2 separate regions of the Mus musculus genome follow, and region 2 is linked to region 1. The links are chromatin loops, found by intact Hi-C in ENCODE. Cell type or tissue: heart. All regions are shown on one strand.

Region 1 (8,000 bases):
GCAGGTAACCTAGACACCCACTCTTAACCACACAGGAGCTCCTTCAGGAAGAGACACGGCAGAAACTGAACCTGAGCAGTCGGATCCGGCAGCTGGAGGAGGAGAAGAACAGCCTTCAGGAGCAGCAGGAGGAGGAGGAGGAGGCCAGGAAGAACCTGGAGAAGCAGGTGTTGGCTCTGCAGTCCCAGGTGTGTGTCATCTGGGGAGCAGCGGTGCCCTAGATGTATGCAGGGACAGTGCAGCCTGGCCACAGGGACTCTGTCTCTGCATGTGGGACAGTTAATTGGGTTGAACTAAATTAAGCTCGTTACATGGTTTTTCTTCCTTTGACCCAGTCAAACACTGATGTCCTCTTTATAACTTCACCACCTTACAGACAGAGCGTGGCTTCATGGGATGCCAATACAGCTGCCATTTTACAGCTTAGCTAAGGGTTCCTTCCACTCCAGGGCTTGTGTTAAAATCATCCCATGCTGGTTTATAATATTGGAAACAAGTGTTTATTCTTGAAATGCAAAAGTCAGACGAGTTGTTATCTGACCCTTGCCTCCTTACCCCAAACCCAGCTGGCTGACACCAAGAAGAAAGTGGACGATGACCTGGGGACAATCGAGAGTTTGGAGGAAGCCAAAAAGAAACTGCTCAAGGATGTGGAGGCGCTGAGCCAGCGGCTGGAGGAGAAGGTCCTGGCGTATGACAAGCTGGAGAAGACCAAGAACCGGCTGCAACAAGAACTGGATGACCTGACGGTGGACCTGGACCACCAGCGCCAGATCGTCTCCAACTTGGAGAAGAAACAGAAGAAGTTCGACCAGGTGAGGGGTTGCCTGTCCCCGGCCCTTAGGTTCCCCATCCTGACAAGGCTCACTTGGGTTTTGGGTTTGGTTTAAGACAACCTTTTCTTATTTAAATGCAATACATATTTATACAGTGTTCAGAATGCATAAAAAGGAAGTGTGTGGGGGACGCCTGTGAGTCCTGCACAGAGTTCTTAGGACGAGCAGTCTCGGGCTTGACAATGTCTCGTTTGGGAACATGTGTGTCTGTATAATGACATGCTGTGGACAGGACCCAAGTGTCAACCTAAAATTCATTCATGTTTCACATAAGCCTGTACTTACAGCCTGTACAACGTTTTGTGTTTTGACTGTGACCTATCCTATGAGGGCAGATTGGAATTTTCCAGTTGTGGCACTGTTGGCTCTCAGAGAGCCTTGGGGACATATGGATGGATGGTCAGCCTGCTGTGTTCTTAGACTCAGTGAGTGGCATTTTCACTGTGCTCTGCTCTCACACAGCTGTTGGCAGAAGAAAAGGGCATCTCTGCTCGCTATGCAGAAGAGCGGGACCGGGCTGAAGCTGAGGCCAGAGAGAAAGAAACCAAAGCGCTCTCCCTGGCGCGGGCCCTTGAGGAGGCCTTGGAGGCGAAGGAGGAATTCGAGAGGCAGAACAAGCAGCTTCGAGCAGACATGGAAGACCTGATGAGCTCTAAAGACGATGTGGGGAAGAACGTAAGTCACCTGTAGTTGCAAGGGACAGAAAGGGCCTGGGACACAGGCCCAGAGCAGAGCCAACTCGAGCCCTGTCCTGGAGGCAGATAGGGGCCAATCTGCTCTCATTCACCTGAGCCAAGATACATGTGGAAATCTGCAGGTATGTCCATGTGCCGTACACATGCCCAATGCCCTTGAGAGCAGAAGAGGGCATTGGATCCCTTGGAACTAGACTTACAGGTGTTTGTGAGCTGCCATGTGGGCTGCAAATTGAAACCAGGTCCTCCACAAGGGCACTCAGTGTTCTCTACCGCTGAGACAATCTCCCCAGACCCCATTTGTGGAATTCTTGCAGCAACCCTAGCAGGTAGCCAGATGTTGAACCTTACCCTGGCCCTTCCTGCCCCAGTTCATCCTGTCAGGCACCTCTCAACATGGGCATCTACAATATCAGTGGTTGCAAACCTAGATATTCCAAGATCCCCTGGAAAAAAGAGGTTTGTGGGAACTGAAGCACATTTCTTCCACTCCCCACCCAGCCTTCCCTGTGAGACCTGAGTGCTGGCCTTCAGGGTATGGGTAGTTGTCAGACTTGCAGTTTAGAGATTTCTGTGTGCTCTCACAGGCATGCCTTCTCCAGAGTCCCCATGCTAGTTCCTCACCCTGCACCCTCCCTTAGTATCTGACCAGCAGAGAGCTGCAGAGTAAATCCAGACCTGCAAATCAAAGATGACGTTCCCCTGGGCTCTTCTCCTAGCTTGCATTATTTTGGGGTTTTGAGACAGAGCTTCTCTGTGTAATAGCCCTGGCTGTCCTAGAACTCACTTTGTAGACCAGCCAGCGCTAGCCTTGAACTCATAGAGCCCACCAGCCTCTGCATCACCGTGCCCTGCTTCTCCTGTTGTTACCCCATGCACTTTGTAGCCAAGACCTGTTTTGTTGGTTTTGAGAAGTGTGGAAACAACCATAAAGAGGTGTGGTCTGCATGGATCCAAGCCATCTGACCATATCATAGGTGATGGAAGACCATCCTCATCCTGCCGGGCCTTCTGCGTACAGCTCCATGGCCAAGAAGAGCATAGCCAGGATAGATCCAACCATGTAAAAGTGAAGAGAAGACTGTAGTGGTTCTATAGTCATTTTCTCTAGTCATCAACATTCTCACACTCATGGTGACTGCTGAGTTACCAAACACTACTTAGCAAATGGACCTTCCTAAGTTCTGTGGCTTGCCCCTGCCAAGCTAACAGCACATAGGTCTGCTTCAGGAGGTCAGGCGGTTAGTTGGGATAGGAGGTAGAGGACCTCAGTACACTGCCAGTCTCAGAAGGCTCATCTTGGTGGAGACTGTGTTCAGAGAGAGGTCAGACCTCATGGCCAGGCCCTGCTTTTCAGACTGCCTCTGTGGCAGGCTGCTCGAGAGCCTTCCCATTGTGAGTGATCTCTTCTGAGGCTCACACAGCAGGCGCCGTGACTGTGCTTTAGCTTCAGAGCTCTGTCACGCGAGTCGGGTGATTAAAACACGTGTGACCACAGAACTGCGAGATTAGGTCACATCTCTGCTCACCAGCCCTGACGCTTCCTTGCCTTAGGTCCACGAGCTTGAGAAATCCAAGCGAGCCTTGGAGCAGCAGGTGGAGGAGATGCGGACCCAGCTGGAGGAGCTGGAGGACGAGCTGCAGGCCACTGAGGATGCCAAGCTCCGCCTGGAAGTCAACATGCAGGCCATGAAGGCCCAGTTTGAGAGGGACCTGCAAACCCGAGATGAGCAGAATGAAGAAAAGAAGCGGCTGCTGCTTAAGCAGGTGGGTGGAGGGAGGCTCTGCCGTGCCCTGGGAAGCACTAGCAGGAGGAAAGGCTGAGTCTGGCAGTAAGGGGTTTAGATAGTCTCTCTCCAACATCACTGCTGCCTAGCCAGGCTGTCTGTCCATCAAAGGGAAGCCATGAGAGCACTCAGGGTCTAAGAATAGGGACCCACCTGCCCAGCAGATGGGGGGACACTGCAGATTCCCATCACTCAGATGTCATGGCCTCCTTAAGTCACCCACCCTTAAAGGGCTCCTTAGAAGAGAAAGAAAAGGGTTGATAGTTAATTTTGTGAGTGTATGTTTGGTTGGTTGATTGGTTTCTTCTCTATGTACTCAAACTCAGAGTTTAATTCCAAGTGCCTGGCTTATATTACATTTTTTAAACCTAAAAAGAATCTCACGATTGGTCTGGAGAGATGGCTCAGTGGTTCAGAGCACTGGCTGCTCTTTCAGAGGTCGTGAGTTCAGTTTCCAGCCCACATGGTGGCTCACAGCCATCTCTAATGGGATCTGATGCCCTCTTCTGGCCTTCAGCTAGGCATGCATGTCATATTAAATATAGACAGAACGCTCAAAATATTTAAATAAATAGATCTTAAGGAAATTTGTGGTTGATGTTTCTGAGGTATGTGTGTGTGTGTGTGTGTGTGTGTGTGTGTGTGTGTGTGTGTGTGTGCGTGTGCTTTGAAAGTGATTTTGGATACTTTGAGTGTCCCTTGGAGTTCATGGAAACCAGTCTTGATTTATATTTAATTTTATTTTACTACTTTTGTTTCACTAACATTAACTTGATTCATTCTTTATTGTTGACTAACTTACGCCAAACGTAGTGAGTTAAAGCCACATTTCTGGCGTCCCGTTTCTGTGGGGTGGCCTGGGTTGGGCTGGAGGAGGTGACGCATGCGCTCACCCTCCCAGCATGGACAGGAACCTCAGCACTTGTTAGCAGCCTGGCTGAAGGCTGCTCGCATGCCCTGTGGAGGCCACCTGCCCAAGAGCAAAAGGCCCAGGGAAGCCAGCGAGAGCTGTGCCTTTACAGTTCATCCCTCTCGTCCTCTTCTCTAGAAGTGAGTCCCAAGTTCAGCCCACACACAGGACCTCTTCAAGGACAATTTTCCAAGAACTGATAGATGTATTTAAAGCACACTGAAGAACCTCAGGGCAGTTTCCATACCTAAAGAGCCTCCTTATCCCAAGCGCAGCAGAGCCAGATCTGCAGCATACAGTCAGGTGCGGAGACTCACCACAGTGGAAGCAACCATCTGTCCCTTCCTCCTCCTGGTCGTCTGCAGGAGCAGGTGCAACAGATCCATGGTCTCCCCTTGGAGAAGACCCCCCCTTAGGCTTCTTGGTGTCACTCAAAGAGCACCTCCCTTCCCACTTTGCCAGTTCATGACAAGTGATCTATCTGCTCAGAGCCCCCACTGCAAGATCACCTAGGGCACCTACATACATGGGAGTTTTTCCTGGATGAATGGAAATGCAGGACAGACCAGGAAGCTCACGGCACAGCTCCCAGTCTGGACAGTTTTAGTTCATTGTTAGTACAGGCATTAGGGTTGGACTGAAATGATAAACACACACACACACACACCCGCTTCTCCTCTCCCACCCACCCCCTCTGCCTCACACAAGGGTACAAGTAACCAGGACTGTGCCATCCTGTCCTGTGGTACAGCTAAAGCGTCAAGAACACCCCAGAATGAGTGGCCATGGGGGATGGGGTGTGTTGCTCTACCCCAGCTCACGTTTGTCTGTGTATCTTCCTCTCCTCCTGTGTGCTGTGTGCTCTAAAGCTTTCCTGTGGCCTCAGCTGCTAGCTTCCCTTTGCTGGTCTATCAAGTGGGGCTTCTGCCTGGTCTGAAGCCCAAAACCTGAGCGAGCCTAGCTCTGCAGCATGGATCCCAGACACATAAGTCAGGCCTAGCTCCCTCGCTCCAGGACACGGTTAGGGTTAGGGTTGAGCCTGTTCCCCTGGCCTCTGGACTGCTGCCCTGTGCTCCAGGCGTCTTTCCTGTTTGTTAAATCATTATCCTCTGCTTCCTATCTTTCTGACTCAGTCACCTGGACTGTGAGCCTAAGGTCTTCCCTCTTGGGTCCCCTAGTGCTACCAGCAGGCGTGGCCTCTCCCATGGGGTGGTTTCCAAGACCTTCTGAACTAAGCCCAGACCTGCTAATAAGACATAGGGACTTGTTGGTAACAGGGACCTCTGCAAAGTGACAAGCTCCCCTAGCCAAAGTATCAAGAGCCCAGGATAACGTAATCCAACACTGTCCTTCAGGTGCGGGAGCTCGAGGCAGAGCTGGAGGATGAGCGGAAACAGCGGGCACTGGCTGTGGCGTCAAAGAAGAAGATGGAGATAGACCTGAAGGACCTGGAGGCTCAGATCGAGGCTGCGAACAAAGCCCGGGATGAAGTGATCAAGCAGCTTCGCAAACTTCAGGTAGGGATGGCAGGCTTACCTTGGTGGGACAGGCCACATAGCCTTACTGGAACCAAGATGAAACTGAAGCTGGAAGACCATGCAGCACCCAACTGTCACCTTGTCACCGAGCCACTGTCATGATGAGGACCAGAGCAGCTGTCCCCTAGGTTACTGGGTTTTCTTTTGAGTCAGAGCTGGGGATGGTGGCCAGGAGGAGTGTCCTTGCTGGAATCTGGTCCTGTGCCCCTAAATGCCCTTAGCAACAACTTCACTGTCTAGCTCTGTCTCCAAAGGGAAGTGGTGTCCCTTTCCTCCTGCACTGCTGGGAATGTAATTTTCAGACAGCTGCAAGCATCACTCTTGCTACCTGGATGATACAGTTCTATAGCCTCGCTGAGAAGAGGAGCGGTATGCATGATAAAGTACGGTGTGGGCTGACCCTGCTCTTCCTGGCTGGGTGTAGGCACTGATGGGAAAGGAAAGAGGTGTAAACTGTGACCAAAACTTCAGAAAAATCTTTCCTTTAACTTCATAATTCTACATCTTCATGCATCCATTCAACATCTTAGCCAAGGCAGGACTGTGCATGAACAGCCCCAGGATGAAGGAGATGGCAGTGGTGATTTGCTCAGAGCTGCACACATGCACAGCCGCAGGGTTAGGAGCAGAGGGTCCACTTTTGTGTGCTCTCTAAAGCTGGCGATGGCTGACCTTAGAAGAGCACTTGCTGCTCTTGCCCAGGACCAACCCAGGTTGGGTCCCAGCACCCACTGCATGGTGGCTCTCGTGCTGCCCTCTACTGGCCTCCGTGGGTACTGCATTCGTGGTGCATCGGCATACAAACTGGCTAAACACACACACACATACAAAATTTTAAATTTTTGAAGCTGAATTCAAACTTTTATTTTGACTTGATAATTACAAAAAATATTACTCATTACAAAAATATAATGCTGAATGTGTTTAATAGCTGTTTATCAGATATTCCCAGGTCACAGAATCTGTGTCCTTTTGCTTTGGGATGCTTATCCTGAGTTGGACTCTCAGCTCTAATCACACTCTCCGTCCTCCTCAGTCATGCTCTAGCTCGTTTCTCCAGTGCCTGTCACTGAAGCTGGAGTTCAGATGCAGCCAGGAGATGTCTGGCCAGCAGGCCACAGAGATCCTCCTGTCTGTTCCCCAGCCCGGGGACTCCAGGCTCAGCCAGCTTTTGTGGGTGCTGGGAATCCAAACTTTACCTTCATGTTTGTGTAGCAGCGACTCTCACAGCTCGCCTCTCGCCCTTTGAACTTCAGGATTAAGTAGAGACTGAGGTTGGACATCCCTATTTGATGATCTGTCTGTCGGGGGAAACATACATTAAAGCTTCATTTTCTTCATAGCTGGTTGAATTTTTATAATGAAAAGGTGATTATATCAGATGCCACTACTGTAGCTAACTAAGTGATACAGTTGTGTGAATGCATTTGTGCAATTCTGAGAATAAACGTCACTCCCTGAAAGGCCTTTCTTATTTAACCTCAGGCACAGATGAAGGATTACCAGCGTGAACTAGAAGAGGCTCGAGCATCTAGAGATGAGATTTTTGCTCAATCCAAAGAAAGTGAAAAGAAACTGAAGAGTCTAGAAGCAGAAATTCTTCAGCTGCAAGAGGTATCTTTGCTTTGTCCTTAGAGTCGCTCTGAGACTACAGGAAATGTGTTTTATGGCCTTGATGGTGTGATTTCAGTTCAGCACCCCTGCTAGCGAGCGAGCGCTCTGTTGCTTGCTTGTGCATATTCTTTTACCTGGCTAACGGCACAACAGCTCATTAGTAAGACAGCCTTCTAGAATGCTCCCCTGAGGGAAAGGGGTGGGATGGGTGAGGCCTGCCCAGGGAGGGATGTTGTCTCACACAGGAGTGCTGTCCCCTTACAGAAAGAGCGGCAGGTTCCGTTGAATTCTGGAGCGGAACATCTTAAAACAAGCACTTTTCACTCATCCTTTACGAAGGTCTCCATCATACGTAGCAGGCAGGACAGAATCCTACCCAAGTAATAAGGCACCTAGAGTGCATTTCTCTCTATACATTTTCCAGATTTTCTCAAAAGATAATGACCTGAAATGTTGGCTGGACAACAGTTGCCATGAGAACTCACCAGCACAGGCTACAGCCGCTGCTGAGACCCTGTCAGTCCGGGAGAGGCTGAGAAATGAAAACTGGACCAGACATGGAGCCGAGCCCAGGCTTAGCCTGAGTGCCAGCTTTTAGTCCTTTCATATTTTCTATTTTA
Region 2 (8,000 bases), 220 kb before region 1:
ATGTGGGTATATATCTGGTTGTGGCTTGCGTGCTGTTTTTTTTTTTTTTTTTTAAAGATTTATTTATTCATTATATGTAAGTACATTGTAGCTGTCTTCAGACACTCCAGAAGAGGGAGTCAGATCCTGTTACGGATGGTTGTGAGCCACCATGTGGTTGCTGGGATTTGAACTCCTGACCTTTGGAAGAGCAGTCAGGTGCTCTTACCCACTGAGCCATCTCACCAGCCCTTGCGTGCTGTTTTGAGCCAATAAAGGCAGAAGACATGTTTCTCCCTTGCGAGACCCCAGTAAATGATGAAGAGTAAGCGCCACAGTCCCTGTAGTTACCATATTTGCTGTGCTATTCATTACATAAAGATGGCCTTTGTTCAGGATGCCTCTGAGTCTCTTATATTTCTACTCCTTAGATGAGACTTCTTTCAGATCAGACAGGAGAGGCCAAAACTCTTCAGAGTCAATCAGGTCCACTCTTGTGTAAAAAGACGGAGAGTTGGTCACCTTTTACAGGTCACCGCAGCACTGCACAGAAATGTTTAATGAGTGCATGATCACCTATGAAACACAACACCGGGATAAATAGAGGTTTGGCTGTATCTACATTGTCTAAGCAGTTGATAATCGAACAGATTCACTATTAGCATCATAATGAAAACAAGGAACATGTTTTTGCAGTGAGGTATCACCTCACACCCACCATAGTGGCTGAGATGAAGGGGAAAAAAGCAGAGATGTCAAGTTTTCACAAGGATGAGGAGAGATTTTTCTGTCACCAGGCATGGAGATGTAAAATGATCGGAATACAGTATGGTGGATCCCCAGATGTGAACCAAAGAGCTATGCCAGACATGGTGGCACACACCTTTAATCCCAGCACTTGGGAAGCAGAGGCAGGTGGATCTCTGAGTTCGAGGCCAACCTAGTCTACAGAGTGAGTTCCAGGACAGTCAGGGCTACACAGAGAAACCCTGTCTTGGAGAGACAGAGAGAGAGAGAGAGAGAGAGAGAGAGAGAGAGAGAGAGAGAGAGAGAGAGAGAGAGAGAGAGAGAGAGAGAGAAAACACCAAAAGAAAAAATATATATAGTTCTTATGAAAAAAAAATGAAACAATACAAGACACTTTTAGAAAAACGATACGGAGAGTATATTTTTTTAAAAGTTCCAAACGGCTTCCCCACCCCAAGTCATTCTTGTCTCCAGAGCTCCGCGGACAACCTTCCCCAGCCTGGCCTCCGGCACACGCATGCGCACACGCTGCATCCTATTAGACATGCCGTGCTGCAGCTCGCTTCTGTCACTCCATTTGTCCCCATACTTCTCCCACGTCTGTGCATACAAATCAGCTTCATGCTTTCTGTAAGTTGCATAGCATCGCATTAAATTCAAATCACTGGAATTAACCATCCCCTTGAATCTTCATAGTATGTGATCACAGCATCTGCCATTGTGTTAAAAAGAAAACAGAAAAGAAAAGAAAAATTAAATTTTTTTTTGTCATTTTCACACTAGCTACAGCATTCAAAACAATGTGAAGTGATTGTGGTGACAGTGAAGAGATTGTCGAATCTCTAAGTTTAGCAAGAATATCTTTGACACAAATGTTAATATCATCTCTTGGGTTCAGACTCTTTTATCTATCACAATTCAATTCTTCCCTTGAGAATTTCAATAGAATTACTTTTATTAATAGATTTCCTAATATTTAAGGATTTTTGCATGCAGGTCCTGGTTATTCTATTCAAATTTCTCTTTTGAGTCAGAGGTCCCAGCAAATGTATTTTGAGAGCTGCACTCTGGAAGGGTCTTAGAGATGTGGCCACCATGTGGAAGACACTCTCCCAGGAGAGGCGGGAGACTGTGTGAACTAAATTAAATTTGCTAATGCGGCTGCTAGGATCCCTGCATAGGAGATATGGTTGGCCTATTTTCTTCCTTTGTCTGCCATTGGGCTTCTTCTTAAGCGTTGCTCTCCGCTTACCTTCAAACACCCTTTCAGGCCTCAGAAAAGGGAAGGCACAGATTGTTTGTATGCTTTTCAAAGTTATTTAATTTTTCTCGGAAACGCAGCAAAATGGTAGCCAGCTTGAAGCTGTCAGAGGTGAAGGAGTTTTGGCAGTGGAGCCTCTTTGTGTTTTCTTGTTCCCTTCAGCAGTGATCTGGCCGGTCTAGGCAAGTACAGTGGAGAACAAGATCCAAGGGGTTTGGACCCTTAGTCACTGCTGGAAGGGGCATCTCCCAGGACACCTGGGAGCTTGTATACCCAGTGCTGTTCCAGGATAACACATTCAAGCAGTGGTTCTCAACCTTCCTAATGCTTCGACCCTTTAATATAATCCCTTATGCTGTGTTGGCTCACAACCATAAAATCATTTTTGTTGCTAACTGTAATGTTGCTACTGTTATGAGTCATAATGTAAATATCTGATATGCAGGATGGTCTTAGGGGACCCCCTAATGAAAGAGCTGCTCAACCCCCTACAGGGTCATGACCCATAGGTTGAGAACCGCTGCTTTCAGGATATTAACCTATATCTTTTATTTTCTGCTGTTTTTTTCTCCCCTTTTCCTATAAGTGTTGTGGGTCAAAGCCAGACTCCTGTGTGTGTTAGGCAATCCCTGTACCCCAAGGATGTGTATCCCAGACCTCCCTTCCTTCTTTGAAGCAGATAACAGTCTCAGAAGATAACGAAACGGGACAGAAAGCAAAACATCCCTATTGGCTTCCAGCATCCAAAACCCATTCCATCATTAACTTAAACGGAATAAATTTTACCTCGGAGGCAAACAGCAAGGCAAAGGAGGGCTGTGGGCGGTGGTAAGGAGAAGACCAGGAATAAAGATGAAGGTGGAGAGAAGTTCTGTAAGACAGTGTGCAGGTCACAGAGGAAGAACGGAGCTGAGAGTACAAGACTGGCTCCCTAATGCCTGGAAAGACAGTAACTACCCCATCCCACCCCCACCCCCTGCCAGCCCTCCAAGATAATAGTCAGTGACTGGAATCTAGACTGACTCACATAAGGTACCATGGGAAACAACATAAAGAGCTTTGAATTCTTCCCAAGGGGCTGAACGGGAAGGAGAGGTGTCTCAAGTTCTGTGTGGACCACCCAGGCCCTGACTCAGTGATTTGACTGACAGGCAAGCACGGACGTGTCTTAGGTGCCAGAATAACAGGTGATTCCAGGAGCAGATGACTCTACTTCTTTAAGGGCAGCAGCATCACTTGGCCCCTCCAAACCGAGCTATCACGTGAGGTAAGAAGTGGAGGGCATAGAGACATCCCTAATGGATGGTGTCAAACTGTCCTAGTTAGGGTTTTTACTGATGTGAACAGACACCATGGCCAAGGCAACTCTCCTAAGGACATTTCATTGGGGCTGGTTCACAGGTTCAGAGGTTCAGTCCAGCATCATCAAGGCAGGGGCATGGCAGAGCCCAGGCAGGCAAGGTGCAGGAGGAGCTGAGAGTTCTACATCTTCATCTGCAGGCTGCTAGAAGACTGGCTTCCAGGTAGCTAGGACAAGGGTATTAAAGCCCATGTCCAAGGTGACACACCTACTCCAATAAGGTCACACTTCCTAATAGTGACACTTTCTACCCCAAGCATATACAAACCATCACACAAATTAACTGGATAAAGAACACACACACACACCTTTTGTGAAACTTAGAAATAATTTGCCTTATTGTCATTTTGCTGGGTCTATATCTGGAGTTGGGATTAGGGATTTACGGTGGGCTGGGGGTGATGAGGGGATAGATGGGTGAGATCAGAGTGGGTGGGCTTTTTTCTGTACCTTGAGGAGAGACCAAAGGTGAAACACGAGCAGGACACTCTCTTCCTCACAACAGGGATTTGGAGAGCTAGAGGAAGCAGCATGCCAGGTGACCCACAATTTAGCCTGCAAGCTCTGTCCTTGGCTCCAGCCAGAGACCCCCAGCAATCCTACCTCAGCCCGCTGGGAGGAAGGGCAGGGAGGGGTCAGCACCCAGGGCCTAGTGCCAGCAGAGGTCACTATAGTGCTGTTTCACCCAGGGACCCAACCGTACACAGCTTTAACCTCAAGTCAAATAAGTATTTAAATATGCATGTGTCCTCTGGAATGGAGGAAGGCAGCCATAAGAGGTAAACCATTTAAACAAGGGACCTATTCCATTACCCACCACACCTGCACTTATAGCTCAAAAGAGTATTTTATCTGTACTTAATAAACTCCGTCTTATAATAAAGGGACCTTGCCTTGCCTTGGTCCCTTTCCAAGCGGCCAGGAGCTGTATGCCCCTACATCTCTTTGGCCCACTACTTTGTTCTAATGCGTCTCATCATTTCCCCACTTTTCACACTTCTCTGTCCACCTCTCCCTGTCCCTGGTCGTCTCTCTGCTGCTTTTGCTCTTTACCATCCATCTGCCACCCAATCTCGTCTTCCCCCTCACCTAACCCTAGGAAAGAGGTGCCCGGGAGTCAGCTTCACAGATCGGACTCCTCTGTCAGGCTTTCATTCTCTGTGGCAAATGGTCATACCCTGCCTCCCTACCCGGTAAAGGAGCAACTGGTAACGTAATCAGAGTTCCTGAAAGGTGCCCTCGGGAACAGAGAGGCCACCTCAAGTGAGTGAGGTTAGCCGGGCAGTGGTGATATACACCTTTCCTCACAGCACTCAGGCAGCAGAGGCAGGCAGATTTCTGAGTCCAAGGCCAGCCTGGTCTACAGAGTGATTTCCAGGACAGCCAGGATTACACAAAGAAACCCTATCTTGAAAACAAAACAAAGAGAGAGGTGGGTGGGGAGTTAGTGGGTTCATAGGTTAGAGGGCAAACCGTGGGTGCCTCAGAACCAGGCAGCTTGTTGCTAGGTAACCAGATCTCCTATCACCGCAAGAGCACAACATACTAAAGCAGCCTCTAGCTGGTTTCTGCTGTGTCTCTCAGCTACCCACTCTCTGTGGGACTTTGAAAGCAGCAGGAGGAGAGGAGACCGAGAATCCAGCCACTAACCCCTGAGTGCCCTGTGGCACTGTCACTCACCATTTCACTTTGAAAAGTAGGCCACCGGGGCTGTTAGGTAGCTGCCACCATGAGTTTGGGCATGATGGAAGAGGAGGACTTGGCCGAATACTTCCGGCTACAGTATGGGGAGCGGCTGCTTCAACTGCTGCAGTAAGTGCTTGGTATATAGCCTGTCTGTCTCGCCTCTGAGCTTGGGACCACTCTTACCCTCATGATGATGCTCTGCTGCCAGGTCTTTCCTCTCCTACAGCCCAGTGCTCCTAATTGCCTTACCCCATGACCCAACTCCACCCTGACTCTGGGCCCCCATCACTCAATCGCCCCCAAAAAGCCCTCGTAGATCTCTCTCTTCTCACACAGCTCCTTTCATTAAGGTGAGAGTGGAGACCTCTTTTCCTTCCCATGGGCATCCATCTCTGAGGTGCTCCCTACCCGATCCTGCTCCTGCCTCTCAGAGGGTCCTGTTCCCTTTTCGTTGTTCTCGGGCAGGAAGTTCCCAAATGTTGAGGAGCAGTCAGACTCCCCATCTATCCAGCTCCTGGAGAAGAAGAAAGAGGCCAAGATCATGCAGGAGGCCATGGAACATAAGAAGGAGGTGAGGTGGGGAGTTGGGGGTGATAAGGGTAGGGGTTCAGGGTAGGGAATGGATTGGCTGAGGCTCGAGGTTAATGGATGGTGGGCCCTCGCTTTGGGGGTAGGGTGGCTACAACTGGTTCTGGACTCTTTCCTCCACAAAGAACAGAAAGGGTCTGAGTCTTGGGGGAACTAGGGTCATGGGATACTATACTAGGATCTCTGTACAGGATAGAGAGTGCAAACTACAAGTCCTTCTGTAACTACGTTTCATTTGAAGAGTTGGGGATTTAACTCCTAGCGACTTCTTTTCCACTGAGCTACATCATCAGCGTTCCAAGAGCCCCCCAGGCTAAAGGATAAAAAAACACTTTGGGCAAATGATGTTAGACTCTTTCTGAGAGCCCATGTCAGGTGGCTGGCTCTCTGACTTTCACCTTCTCACATGCCCTACAGGCATTCCAACGGAGAATGGAAACGCTGAACTTGCGCTGGGAAGAACTAGGTATTAAGGAAGAGCAGCTGAAGGCCCATATCCAGAAGTTCGAGCAATTCATCCAGGTATGAAGTGGGGTGACCTGCAGAAGGCAGAGACTTTACACTGCACTGGGCCAGGTGGTTCTTCCCCTCTACTTGACTTTGTGGGCTCCCCACGCTCCCGACCTCCGGGATTAAAGGTGTCTTCCCTGGTCCAGGAGTGCCTGATCTTTCCCAGGCATCTTCTATATTCTATCTACCTCTATCTGAGATGTCCCGTTTACCTGCCAGTCTCTTCTCTCTACTTGACCCTTTCCTGTTTCCTTGCCAGTACCCAGGTGGCTGGGTGGACGAGTGGATCTGATGGATACAGAAGTGAGTCAGGGGCTTGGTCACTCCCTCACTGTATCCCTCCCTCTTTGTCCTTGCATTGAAAGCAAGGGACAGATGAAGGCAGGAAACCATTGCAATGAAGGACCATGAAACAAAAAGACTAGTAAGAGACTCAAGAATCTTGACCTTGGGTTAGGGAGTTAAGCAATGCCCCCTTTCTTCCTTCTAAGATCTCAGTGATCTGGAGGAACCAATGAGTACAAATGGGTAGTGATAAGCAGGAGCAAGAATGTGTGCGAAAGTGTGCTAAAGCAGCCACACTGGAAGATTTGTACAGCGCGGATGATGGCTTCCATGCTTACATAGATGTCGCCTCTCCCCTAGTTCTTCCCCACCTATAGGGAAGCTGGAGCTGAACTCTATTCCATTAACTTGAAGGGTTCTGACAAAGGGCCCAGTGGTGTGGCGCCTCCAGCCCTGGGACCCACCTCAGAATTCTCCACCACCTTCTCCAGGTACTTGTTCTCCAGGTACACTCTAACGCCTCCCAGAGACACTAGGGACACACGCAACTAAGGCACACTTGCATCCAACTGGTTGGAAGGAGTGGCTGAGGACTCAAGTGAGGGTCCCCTGGTCCTTCCCCACCCCTTACAATGAGGGAGCACCAACAGTCAGCCAGCCCAGCTGTGATGGATCTTCTGTGGCTGGGCCCTAGAGATGACAGCAGTTTGGCTCAGAGGATGGCCCTCTTCATCAGTACTTAGAGGAATGATTTGAGCTGGCAAGATGGCTCCGTAGGTGAAAGCACTTACCGCCAATGCTGAGAGCCTGAGCTAGACCCCCTGGGACGTACTTGCATGTTAGAAAAAAAAGAGAATTGACTCCCCCCGAGTTTTCCTCTGATCTCTGGGCGTGCACTGAAGCATGTTCACAGGCATACACGTGCATACACAAAAATAAATAACAATGTAAACAAAACAAAAGCCTCACTCAGACTTGTTGGCCAGCAATGCTCCAGGACCAGCAGTAGAGAAGTCCTGAGGAGTTGGGAGCTGTTGCAAGGAGGGCTCACTGCTGCCCTCTCCTGGAGGAACCCTACTTGTAAGGTCCCTCATTCTATGCACAACTGGGCAGAGCAGGGATGTCAGTGTTCTGAGATACAGTCCTCCTGGACCAGAGCAAAGTTGATGGAGTATTGAAGAGGACAGGAAGTCTGAGAGTGAAGGACTCTCCAAATGACTTCCAGGAAGTCAGAAGCTGTGGAATCTCATGGTACTCTTCACAAATACAGACGCTGGTAACTTCTTCCTTCTTCTGCCTCTAGCAGGTCTCAGGTTGAGACCAGACACCTATAGGTGTTTAAAAACTTTCTAGGTGATTCATATATGACTGATTTGGGATTCCCCGGGCCTCTCTGGTGCTTTGGAGCAGGGCACATATCTGGTGCGTCTCTCCATCCCCCCTAAATGTCCCCACTATCCTTGTTCATCCATGAGGAATCATGGGGGCCCATGACAGGAGAAAAGAGACACCTGGTGACACCTGGTCAAGTGCAAGGGGTTGACTTGCACTGGTCCTGATGCTGCAGAAAGAAGAGGCAGGGTC

Evidence for each region. Hi-C counts contacts between places; a loop is a spot of excess contacts. Peaks named below come from ENCODE experiments on the same cell type or tissue, not always from the same donor. Only the 100,000 strongest peaks of a DNase experiment are listed, where the experiment ranks them.
Region 2: a loop joins it to region 1, with 4 times the contacts of the local background. A loop is called at or near these places in 11 of 42 quality-filtered maps.

The regions. Positions count from the first base shown.
Region 1 is chr11:68,801,542-68,809,541 of GRCm38, forward strand. It overlaps Myh10 (myosin, heavy polypeptide 10, non-muscle), which reads left to right. Exons shown (of 41, transcript NM_175260.2): 30 at 36-188; 31 at 567-815; 32 at 1,299-1,511; 33 at 3,086-3,298; 34 at 5,584-5,745; 35 at 7,252-7,380. Among named protein-coding and RNA genes, the nearest start is that of Ndel1, 48 kb to the right of the region's middle. In heart, a CTCF peak has its summit at 3,819 (motif pointing left); no DNase peak of the experiment used is centred here.
Region 2 is chr11:68,582,139-68,590,138 of GRCm38, forward strand. It overlaps Ccdc42 (coiled-coil domain containing 42), which reads left to right and starts at 4,899. Exons shown (of 7, transcript NM_177779.3): 1 at 4,899-5,159; 2 at 5,499-5,604; 3 at 6,039-6,143. The coding sequence starts at 5,077. Ccdc42os (coiled-coil domain containing 42, opposite strand) reads right to left here and starts at 4,819. Exons shown (of 2, transcript NR_155283.1): 1 at 3,798-4,819; 2 at 1,126-1,438. In heart, CTCF peaks have their summits at 4,000 (motif pointing right) and 7,477 (motif pointing left); DNase peaks (open chromatin) are centred at 2,153 and 7,463; H3K27ac peaks cover 2,081 bases.